Regions from separate parts of the Homo sapiens genome. Here region 1 is linked to region 2. A link is an interaction called in ENCODE POLR2A ChIA-PET data of the cell type or tissue named here. Cell type or tissue: MCF 10A. All regions are shown on one strand.

Region 1 (5,000 bases), 170 kb before region 2:
ATTAATATGCAGGGTTTTGGTTTACAGTTTTGTACACTTAACCTTTCTGAGTAATTGTTAAAGTGCCTCATCCTAAGTATTGCTGACCTTTTCCTATTTATACTTGATAGTTTGAAAACCCAGTGAAACAAATTTCGTATTTGTAAAGGATTGGACATCAGATTTATATTGTCTATGTGACTCTTCTATAACAATTAGTTGCAGTATGCAAGTATTACATAATTCAAATTGTAAATAGTGAAAAATGAACGTTTATAGGTAACTATAACGTTTCACTTAATGGGAAATCTTACTATTATAAATGTGCATAATTGGCATTTAAAATATCAAACTGAAATGCTGTTTTCTCCTAAAACAGTATATATATATACACACATATGTATATGTAACATTTATATATAACACTGAATTTTCCAGATGAATAAGAGCATTTGAAAAAATGTAACTCTAGTTATTTTAACTGAAGTTATTTATTAGTGCATCTAGAAAACTGGTATTCAGTTTCTTGTTCATTTTGTCGGACATAGCAAAAAAGAATTTCATGATCTCTGTATTTTGATACATTGACATCAGGTGCTTTTGATGAGAAACAACAGTGAAATATCGTGTTCATAATAGAAACGAAAGTCAGGTATTGCAGTAGGAAGTCTTTGTCAGCTTAATGCTGAAGCCAAGAGTAGCACAAGGTACCACATTCTTGTGCCCACGACAGGCTTTTATAATCCTTCTGAGTTCTCTTTGACATCAAGCCCCACGTTGTTCCCCAGTCTCAATATTCTGTTGGAGGCAGCCACGTAACAATTAGAGTTGAAACCTGCCCCACGTTGTTCCCCAGTCTCAATATACTGTTGGAGGCAGCCACGTAACAATTAGAGTTGAAACCTGCCCCACGTTGTTCCCCAGTCTCAATATACTGTTGGAGGCAGCCACATAACAATTAGAGTTGAAACCTGCCCCACGTTGTTCCCCAGTCTCAATATTCTGTTGGAGGCAGCCACGTAACAATTAGAGTTGAAACCTGCCCCACATTGTTCCCCAGTCTCAATATTCTGTTGGAGGCAGCCACGTAACAATTAGAGTTGAAACCTGCCCCACTTTGTTCCCCAGTCTCAATATTCTGTTGGAGGCAGCCACGTAACAATTAGAGTTGAAACCTGCCCCACATTGTTCCCCAGTCTCAATATTCTGTTGGAGGCAGCCACTTAACAATTAGAGTTGAAACCTGTCTGCCATCCTTTGTCTCAATGTTTGAGGATGTATGCAGTGTTTTTGGCAGCGATTATAGGAATGCAGTTGTTTATTTGGCCTCAGCAGTTTATTTATGGCTGCAATTAATATCCCTGATCATGGGCTTTTAAACCTAAAATAGTTCAGATCCTCCCTTGTTCCTCTTAATGTCTAAAAGCTTTGATTCTGTAATAAGAATAAAGTGTTGGAGTTGAATAAATTAGTTACACCCTTTGTAAGCTTTAAAAACATGAAATTTAAGGCTTACTCATGTTGCTTGTATTGATACTCATATAGTTCAATTTAGTAGGTTAATTTTTGTGTTAGGTATATCTCTTCTGGAACTGATAATTTGTAATCTTAGACTATTTTTTTTTTAAGATAAGTAACTTAGAGTAAGAAATCCAGCTGGGAACAGTGGCTCATGCCTGTAATCCCAGCATTTTGGGAGGCCGAGGCGGCTGGATCACTTGAGGTCAGGAGTTTGAGACCAGCCTGGCTAACATGGAGAAACCCTGTCTCTACTAAAAATACAAAAAATTAGCCAGGCATGGTGGCAGGTGCCACACCCAGCTACTTGGGAGGCTGAGGCAGTAGAATCGCTTGAACCCGGGAGGCGGAGGTTGCAGTGAGCCAAGATCGCATGACTGCACACTAGCCCGGGCAACAGAGTGAGACTGTCTCAAAAGAAAAAAAAAAAAAATCCATTCACAGAACTGCTAAAGAAAAACTAGAGGAATATTTTGCTCATTTAGCTTTAAAACTCATTATTAGAGGTGTGTATTTTACAGTTTTGTAAATATAGATTATGCTTTATAATACACATAAAGCAAGTATATATAACATGCATATAGTAAATAAATTTTAAAATATTGACTATTCCCCAGTTAAGCCTATACTTCTTAAGGAAGACTACTGATGTCATTTTAAGCATGTTTCAAAATTCAAGTTTTATTTTTGATCAATAAGGTTTTTTTTTTTTTTTAACATGCTCAGCACTATAGGAATAAGAGGACAGTGGAGATTTGTAGGCTAATAAGATCGCTTTTAAACTTTGTGGTCCATGTAAAATTATTAGTTGGAGAATGTGTAATTAGAGAACTATAAGATAAAGAGATAACCTTTAGAATTTGAATGTACTAAAATTGTACACAGCTTGGAATATTAAAATCTTAAGGATATGCAATGTTAAAACTGCTAGAGTATTTTTCCTTCGTGCTTGCTATGCTTCTCTATGGGAAGAGGAATTTTATTTTGGAATTATTTCTAAGTTGAACAGACCAGAATTAATTGTGAAAACATGATCTGTTGGTTTATAATTGGACACGCATTTGGAGATACTGGCTCATCATACTACCTAGGAGCAAAATCTCTGAAGTTTGAATCCCTGCTCTTCCACTTGTTAGCTGTGTCATCTTGAGCAAGTAACATCCTTCAGAGCTCAAATTTCTTCTTGTGTAAAAATAGGAACATCTATCTCTTAGACTTGTTCTGAAGATGCGCCTTACTTTGTATCTGGAACAAGGATAAGTATCTTCTGTATCCTGCTCTCAGCTGTCACTGCTTTTTAGGCCATCATTACTTGCTTGGCATACTGCAGTGCCTCCTAATTGTCTCTTTGTTTCTGCTCTGGCCTCTCTCATGTATCCCCCACATGGCCGCTGGTTCTCTTTTCTTTATGGGGTCTTTGTAATGTAATCTCTCCTCCTCTAGCCTCCCCATGCCCCTCATTTCTCCAGTGTGCTGTGCTGTATTACCAGGTAGCAGAACGTACCCTAATATCGCATGCCTTCCTCTGACCTAACTTTTCCATCTGACCAATTCCTACTTATCTACAAGGCTCAGTCCAAGGAAAACTGATACCGGGAATAATCATAACAATTGTGCACGCCTCCTCAGCTGCTATGACACCTTGCCATTATTTCATCCGGATACTTATCAAGCTACTTGTAATGATCTGTAGTCTTATTTGGACTACTAGATTGTGAGCTGTAATACAAGTATTTTGTCTCTAGTATTAAGCCAGTTTATTTGGTTTCTATCATTAAATACAATGTTGAAAAAATTCTCAGGGTCCAAGGGGAGATGCTTGGGTTGAGTCAGAGATAAAGTAGGAATATGCAGTTGAGGAAGGTAAGGAAGATAATTTAGCTGAAGTAAAGGAAAAGTGCATAGTGTGTTCATAGAGTGGGAGTTAAGTGTAAGAGACATTCTAGGGAAGTGAAGGAGAAGCTGAAAGAGCAAGTAGAGACGGTAAGGTGAAGCTCCTCTTGCCATGTGAAAGAGATCAAACTTTCTCCTTAATTTATGGGAGGAGCGAGCATAGAGAAGTCTGTGATGTCTCACAAGGTTCTCACTTTTACAATTGAATATAGAAGTAGCTCTTAGGAGAAGCAGAACGTTCAGAGGGGAAGATGAATATGGTTTTGGGTACATTGCCTTAAATTGCATTTTTGGTATTTGGGTGGCGATGTCTAGTAAGTAAAAAGCCAGGAATGTGATTTTAGAGCTTAGAGCTAGAAGCAAGGAACTAGGAGTTGTTTAGATGATGAAAACTGAAATATGTATATGAATGGGAATTTTTAGAATATAAAGGGAGAGAATGAAACTAAGGAGCAAATGTTAGGGAATCCTAAGAAATATTAAAGAATTGGGAAAAGAGGAACCTGGAAGGTAGAGTAGTAAACAGGAAAGGGAGGAAAAACAGGAGGTGGTAATAAAGTAGTGTTAATGAATCCAAGAGGGAGCAGTCACCATCTTCAAATGTGATATTGAAATTAGCTGGGATGTCCAGTTGTTTAATCCATTAAATTGTGGAAACAGTCTTTCTAGTGCTTAATTATAGGAATCATTGATCATATTAATAAACTTTCAGTTGAAGCATCAGCAGATAATTATTCCAAAACCCTCTGGCAAAGAAATGTAGATGCTTTTATAGTCTACCATTGAACACAGTTTTACATGACACTTGGCAAAACTTGGAGATGGATGGCACTATTTTGTAAGAGAATATGAAACACTGCTTTGAAGTTGTCATTAAAGGATCTTATCAGGTGCTTTTTCTCTTGTATTTTGTTTATAAATTTTGTCCTATCTGTCATTCTAGTACTGTTTTTCTTGATTGCTTTTGTTCTCTTAAAAGTTTCTAATTTCACATCACAAAGATGATTCCTGTTAGAGTCCTGAATGGGTCATTGAGTTGCCTTAGTAATAAGGGTTCTAATTTTGGGGGGCATTATCAAATATATTAATTGTTAATACCTGCTCTTCTGGGGTTTCCAGTAAAAAGGAACTCCTTCATTAGATCCCTGTAATCTCCCTGTGACAAAGTATAGTAGAGATAGTATCATAGTTTCATTTCTCTGGTCATATAATTATCTCAAAGGAATTGACACATTGACAGTATTAAGGATGCTGCTGCATGAGTTTAGCCTCGACTGCAGGTGACTTTTACTTTTAAAAATGGGTATTTAACTCAAAACAGACAATGGCAGGGAGCCTGGGCATAAATGCATAGGCCAACTGGAACCCCATTAAAAATTCCTCGGCCAGGCGTGGTGGCTCACACCTGTAATCCCAACACTTAGGGAGGCCGAGGCAGGCAGATCACCTGAGGCCAGGAGTTCAAGACCAGCCAGGCCAACATGGTGAAACTGTGTCTCTACTAAAAATACAAAAATTAGCCAAGCATAGTGGTGTGTGCCTGTAATCCCAGCTACCCGGGAGGCTGAGGCAGGAGAATGGCTTGAACCTGGGAGGTGGAGGTTGCAGTG
Region 2 (5,000 bases):
CTCTTCCGTATCATTAATGAGGATATCAAATAAGACCAGGTCAAGCATCAATTCATGAAGCTCCCTTCTTTATCCTCCCTGCCCCTGCACCTTCCCTGTTGCATTTTCTCACAACTCAGCGACCATTTACTGTCACTTTGGCCTGCCAGGCCTTCAAGCCATTTCTTGGTCCTTGTCACAAGTCATAACCAAGATAATCTAAGTGAATTTGTCAAAGAGCATTTAATGAGACACTGTGTTAAATGTGCTGCTCTAATCACAGAGTATTAGCTGCATTTCCTTTGACCAACTAATTTTTCAGTTTTCTCAGTAAATAGTTTCCTGAGGCAAGCATTCAAACAAATTTTAATAAATCCCAGTGTTGGTAGAGCTTTATCTTGGGGAAAAAAAACCCCGACGATACCACTTACTTTATAACTACAATATTTCTGTGAGAGGTGTGAAAACATACAAACATACATATATTTTATAGGTGGGGTTAAATGATTCATCTAACGCACCCAAACAAGACACTTGAGTCCACAAACAAGTCCTGATCCTGTCTCTGATTGATTTCCAATGTCCACTTGTTTCCACCACCCCATAAAGGCTTTTAAAACCTATCTGGCTGATACGGTTTGGCTGTGACCCCACCCAAATCTCATCTTGAGTTGTAGCTCCCATAATCCCCATGTGTTGTGGGAGGGACTCAGTGGGAGGTAATTGAATCATGAGGGCAGGTTTTCTCGTGCTGTTCTCGTGATAGTGAATAAGACTCTTGCGATCTGATGGTTTTATAAAGGGCAGTTCCCCTCCTCACGCTCTCTTGCCTGCCGCTATGTAAGACGTGCCTTTGCTCCTCCTTCACCTTCCGTCATGATTGTAAGGCCTCCCCAGCCAAGTGCAACTGTGAGTCCATTAAGTCTCTTTTTCTTTACAAATTGCCCAGTCTCAGGTATGTCTTCAGTATATATCCGTATCATGCACTGGATATGGAGATAACCATCCTTCCTGATACTAGGTACTAGGCAGCAATACCTTGACTTTGCTAGAATCAATCCCCCCAGCCCAATTTATTTTTTAATTCATCAAACATATCTTTTTACTTTCATAATAAATGGAACAAGAAATTATGAAAATGTTATTAAGGCATCTTAATGCCTAAGATATATGGAAATATAGAACCTGAGAGTTGGAAAAGACATTAGAAGTTATCAGTTTAGGCCTTCTTAATCTGGGGTCTGTGGGTGTCTTGAAATTCTGTGTGCTTTTCTGCGTACCTGTGCATTTGCTTCCATGGCTTTTGACAGCATCTCCCAGGATACCACAGTCCAACTCTTGTTTTCAAAAGGAATGTGAACCCTGAGATGGGCAGATCATCTAAGGTCAGGAGTTCAAGACCAGCTTGGCCAACATGGTGAAACCCTGTCTATACTAAAAATACAAAAATTAGCCAGGCAAGGTGGTGCATGCCTATAGTCCCAGGTGCTTGGTGGGGTGAGACAAGAGAATCACTTGAACCTGGGATGTGAAGGTTGCAGTGAGTTGAGATCGCACCACTACACTCCAGCCTGGGTGACGGAGCAAGATCCTGTCTCAGAAAAAAAAAAAAAAAAGGAATATGGACCACTGAGAGTTGAAATTGTTTAATGGTAATGCAACCCACCAAGTATTCCCGGCTGTGGTCTACCTCTGGACACATTTATTTATCCACGCAGATGTGAAAACAAGCAGGCAAGCCATGGTAAGCTTGGGAGGCCTCCAAAGTGAGCCTTCTGCAAACTATGAGCTTTTCCAGGCCTTGGTATCTAAGTTTCCCTTTTCTTTCAGCCCGTGCCACGTATGTTGATTGATGCTCCCAACACCTCAAAATAGCCCTTTCCATTGGTGGACAGAGAGTTCTTAGAAAGTCTTTTTTTTAGAAAAAAATATTGAATTAAAAATAATCTTCCAGGACTATGAGCAAGCCATCTAATAACTTTTCCACACAGCACAATTCTTCTATTTGATGGTAGCCTCTATGTCCTCCCAAGAGATCTTTTGTATGAACATCTTTAGTTCTCACAACAGGTACTAAGAGGATGTGGTTTTAGCCATTCAACTCACCCAGCTGACCTCTCCTGGACACCCTCCAGCTTTTCAACATTCTCCTTAATGAGTCAGTCACTTGGAACTTAAGCCAGGTGTACTCTAACCTGTTAATGTGCAGTTGATTTCTAAAGCTTTTTAAAAAATCAATCAAGCAATCAGCAAGAGTTTATATCCTTTAAATGCTTCATATAAATACTTAAAGTCTGAAGGCAAAACAAGATGTAGAGAGACTCAGGGATGTATCAACATGCACAAGTTTAAGGGGGGAGAAGCAATTTTATCAATTCTTGGTTCTTGAAGCCCTCATGAGGAAAGGAAGTGTGGTTTTAAATAGTGTGCAGAGACACCTAAAACAGCGGTTCTTCAGCATGGGAAATACTGTAGCCACACTAGCACAAATCAAGTCAGTGGTACTAAACTCTACTGGTGGTCATTGTATTCACTACTGTCATGCATTCATGGGAAAATAAATGCTAGTTTTACTTAAGAATGTTCTTAATGAAGCAATAACAATTATTAAGGTTATTAAATCTCAGCTCTTGAGTATATCTTTTTTGGGTTCTGTGGAAAGTGTGTGTTTATTTCTTTTTTGTTTTAAAAATAGGCATTCTGACGGGTGTGAGATGGTATCTCATTTTGGTTTTGATTTGCATTTCTCTAGCGATTAGTGATATTGAGCATTTTTTCATATGCTTGTGGGCTACATGCATGTCTTCTTTTGAAAAATGTCTGTTCATATCCTTTGCCCACTTTCTAATGGGGTAGCTTGGGTTTTGCTTGCAAATTTGTTTAAGTTCCTTATAGATTCTGGATAGTAGACTTTTGTCAGTTGTATAGTTTGCAAATATTTTCTCCCATTCTGTAGACTGTCTGTTTACTCTGTTGATAGTTTCTTTTGCTGTGCAGAAGCTCTTTAGTTTAATGAGATTCAATTTGTCAATGTTCATTTTTCTTGCAATTGCTTTTGGTGTCCTTGTCATGAAATTTTTGCCAAATCCTATGTCCAGAATGGTATTTCCTTAGTTATCTTCTGGTGTTTTTATAGTTTTAAGTTTTACATTTGTCTTTAATACATCTTGACTTGATTTTTACATGTGGTATAAGGTAGGGGTCTAGTTTCAATCATCTTCCTATGGCTAACCAGTTATCTCAGCACCATTTATTAAGTGGGGAGCCCTTTCCCCATTTCTTGTTTTTGTCAGCTTTGTCAAAGATCAGATGGTTGTAGATGTGTGGCACTATTTCCGCACTCTGTCCTCTGTTCCTTTGGCCTATGTGTCTGTGTTTGTACCAGTACTGTGCTGTTTTGGTTATTGTAGCCCTATGGTATAGCTTAAAGTTGGGTAATCTGATGCCTCCAGCTTTGTTTTTTTTTGCTTAGGATTACCTTGGCTATTCGGGCTCTTTTTTGGTTCCATATGAATTTTAAAATAGTTTTTTCTAATTCTACGCAGAATGTCATTGGCAGTTTGATAGGAGTAGCATTGAATCTGTAAATTGCTTTGGGCAGTATGGCCATTTTAACAATATTGATTCTTCCTATCCATACACATGGAATGTTTTCTATTTGTTTGTGTCATCTCTGATTTCTTTGGGCAGTGTGAGATCTTCACTTCCTTGGTTAGCTGTATTCCTAGGTATTTTATTCTTTTTGTGGCAGTTGTAAATGGGATTGCATTCCTGATTTGGCTCTCGCCTTGGATGTTGTTGGTATATAGGAATGCCGGTGATTTTTGAATGTTGATTTTGTATCCTGAAACTTTGGTGAAGTTGTTTATCAGATCAAGGAGCTTTTGGGTAGAGACTATAGGGTTTTCTAGATATAGAATCATCTTTTCTGCAAGCAGGGATAGTTTGACTTCCTTTTTTCCTATCTGGATGCCTTTTATTTCTTTCTCTTGCCTGATTGTTCTTGCCAGAACTTCCAATACTATGTTGAATAGGAGTGGTGAGAGAGGGCATCCTTGTCTTGTGCCAGTTTTCAAGGGAATGCTTCTAGCTTTTCCCTAATCACATGATGTTGGCTGTGTTTTGTAATAGATGGCTCTTATAATATTTTGTAGTATGTTCCTTCAATACCTAGTTTACTGAGGATTTTTAACATGAAGCAGTGTTGAATTTTATTGAAAGCATTTTCTGCATCTATTGAGATAATCAGGTGGTTTTTGTTTTTAGATCTCTTTATGTGATTAATCACATTTATTGATTTGCATATGTTGAACTAAACTTGCATCCCAGGGATACAGCCTAGTTAATAATGGTGGATTAGCTTTTTGATGTGCTGTTGGACTCAGTTTGTTGGTACTTTGTTGAAGATTTTTGTATCTATGTTCATCAAGGATATTGGTCTGAAGTTTTCTTTTTTTGTTGTGTCTCTGCCAGGTTTTGGTTTCAGGATGATGTTGGCCTTACACAATGAGTTGAGAAGGAATTCCTCCACCTTATTTTTTTTTTAATAGTTTCAGTAGGAAGAGCATCAGCTCTTCTTTATACATCTGGTAGAATTTGGCTGTGAATCTGTCTGGTCCTGGGCTTTTTTTTGGTTGGCAGGCCTTTTATTACTGATTCAATTTAGGAACTTGCTATTTACCTGTTTAGGAATTCAATTTCTTCCTGGTTCAGTCTTGGAAAGTTGTATGTGTCCAGGAATTTATCAATTTCTTCTAAATCTTCTAGTTTGTGTGCATACAGGTGTTCATAGTAGTCTCTGATGGTTTTTTGCATTTCTGTGGAGTCAGTGGTAACATCTCTTTTTTCATTTCAAATTGTGTTTATTTGGATCTTCTTTTTTTCTTAATTAGTCTAGCTAGTGGTTAATCTACCTTGTTAATTTTTTCAAAGCAACAACTCCTGGATTCATTAATCTTCTGTATTTTTTGTGTGTATTTCAATTTCTTCAGTTCAGCTCTGATTTTGTTTATTTCTTGTCC

Evidence for each region. ChIA-PET counts read pairs that join two places held together with the same protein. Peaks named below come from ENCODE experiments on the same cell type or tissue, not always from the same donor. Only the 100,000 strongest peaks of a DNase experiment are listed, where the experiment ranks them.
Region 1: POLR2A ChIA-PET joins it to region 2 with 5 read pairs; 2 of 35 experiments call an interaction of 5 or more read pairs at or near these places.

Annotation. Positions count from the first base shown.
Region 1 is chr18:56,596,492-56,601,491 of GRCh38, reverse strand. TXNL1 (thioredoxin like 1) reads left to right here. Exons shown (of 8, transcript NM_004786.3): 8 at 1-4,283. Among named protein-coding and RNA genes, the nearest start is that of TXNL1, 40 kb to the left of the region's middle. In MCF 10A, no CTCF peak of the experiment used is centred here; no DNase peak of the experiment used is centred here.
Region 2 is chr18:56,428,850-56,433,849 of GRCh38, reverse strand. No RefSeq gene overlaps it. Among named protein-coding and RNA genes, the nearest start is that of TXNL1, 210 kb to the left of the region's middle. In MCF 10A, no CTCF peak of the experiment used is centred here; a DNase peak (open chromatin) is centred at 2,109.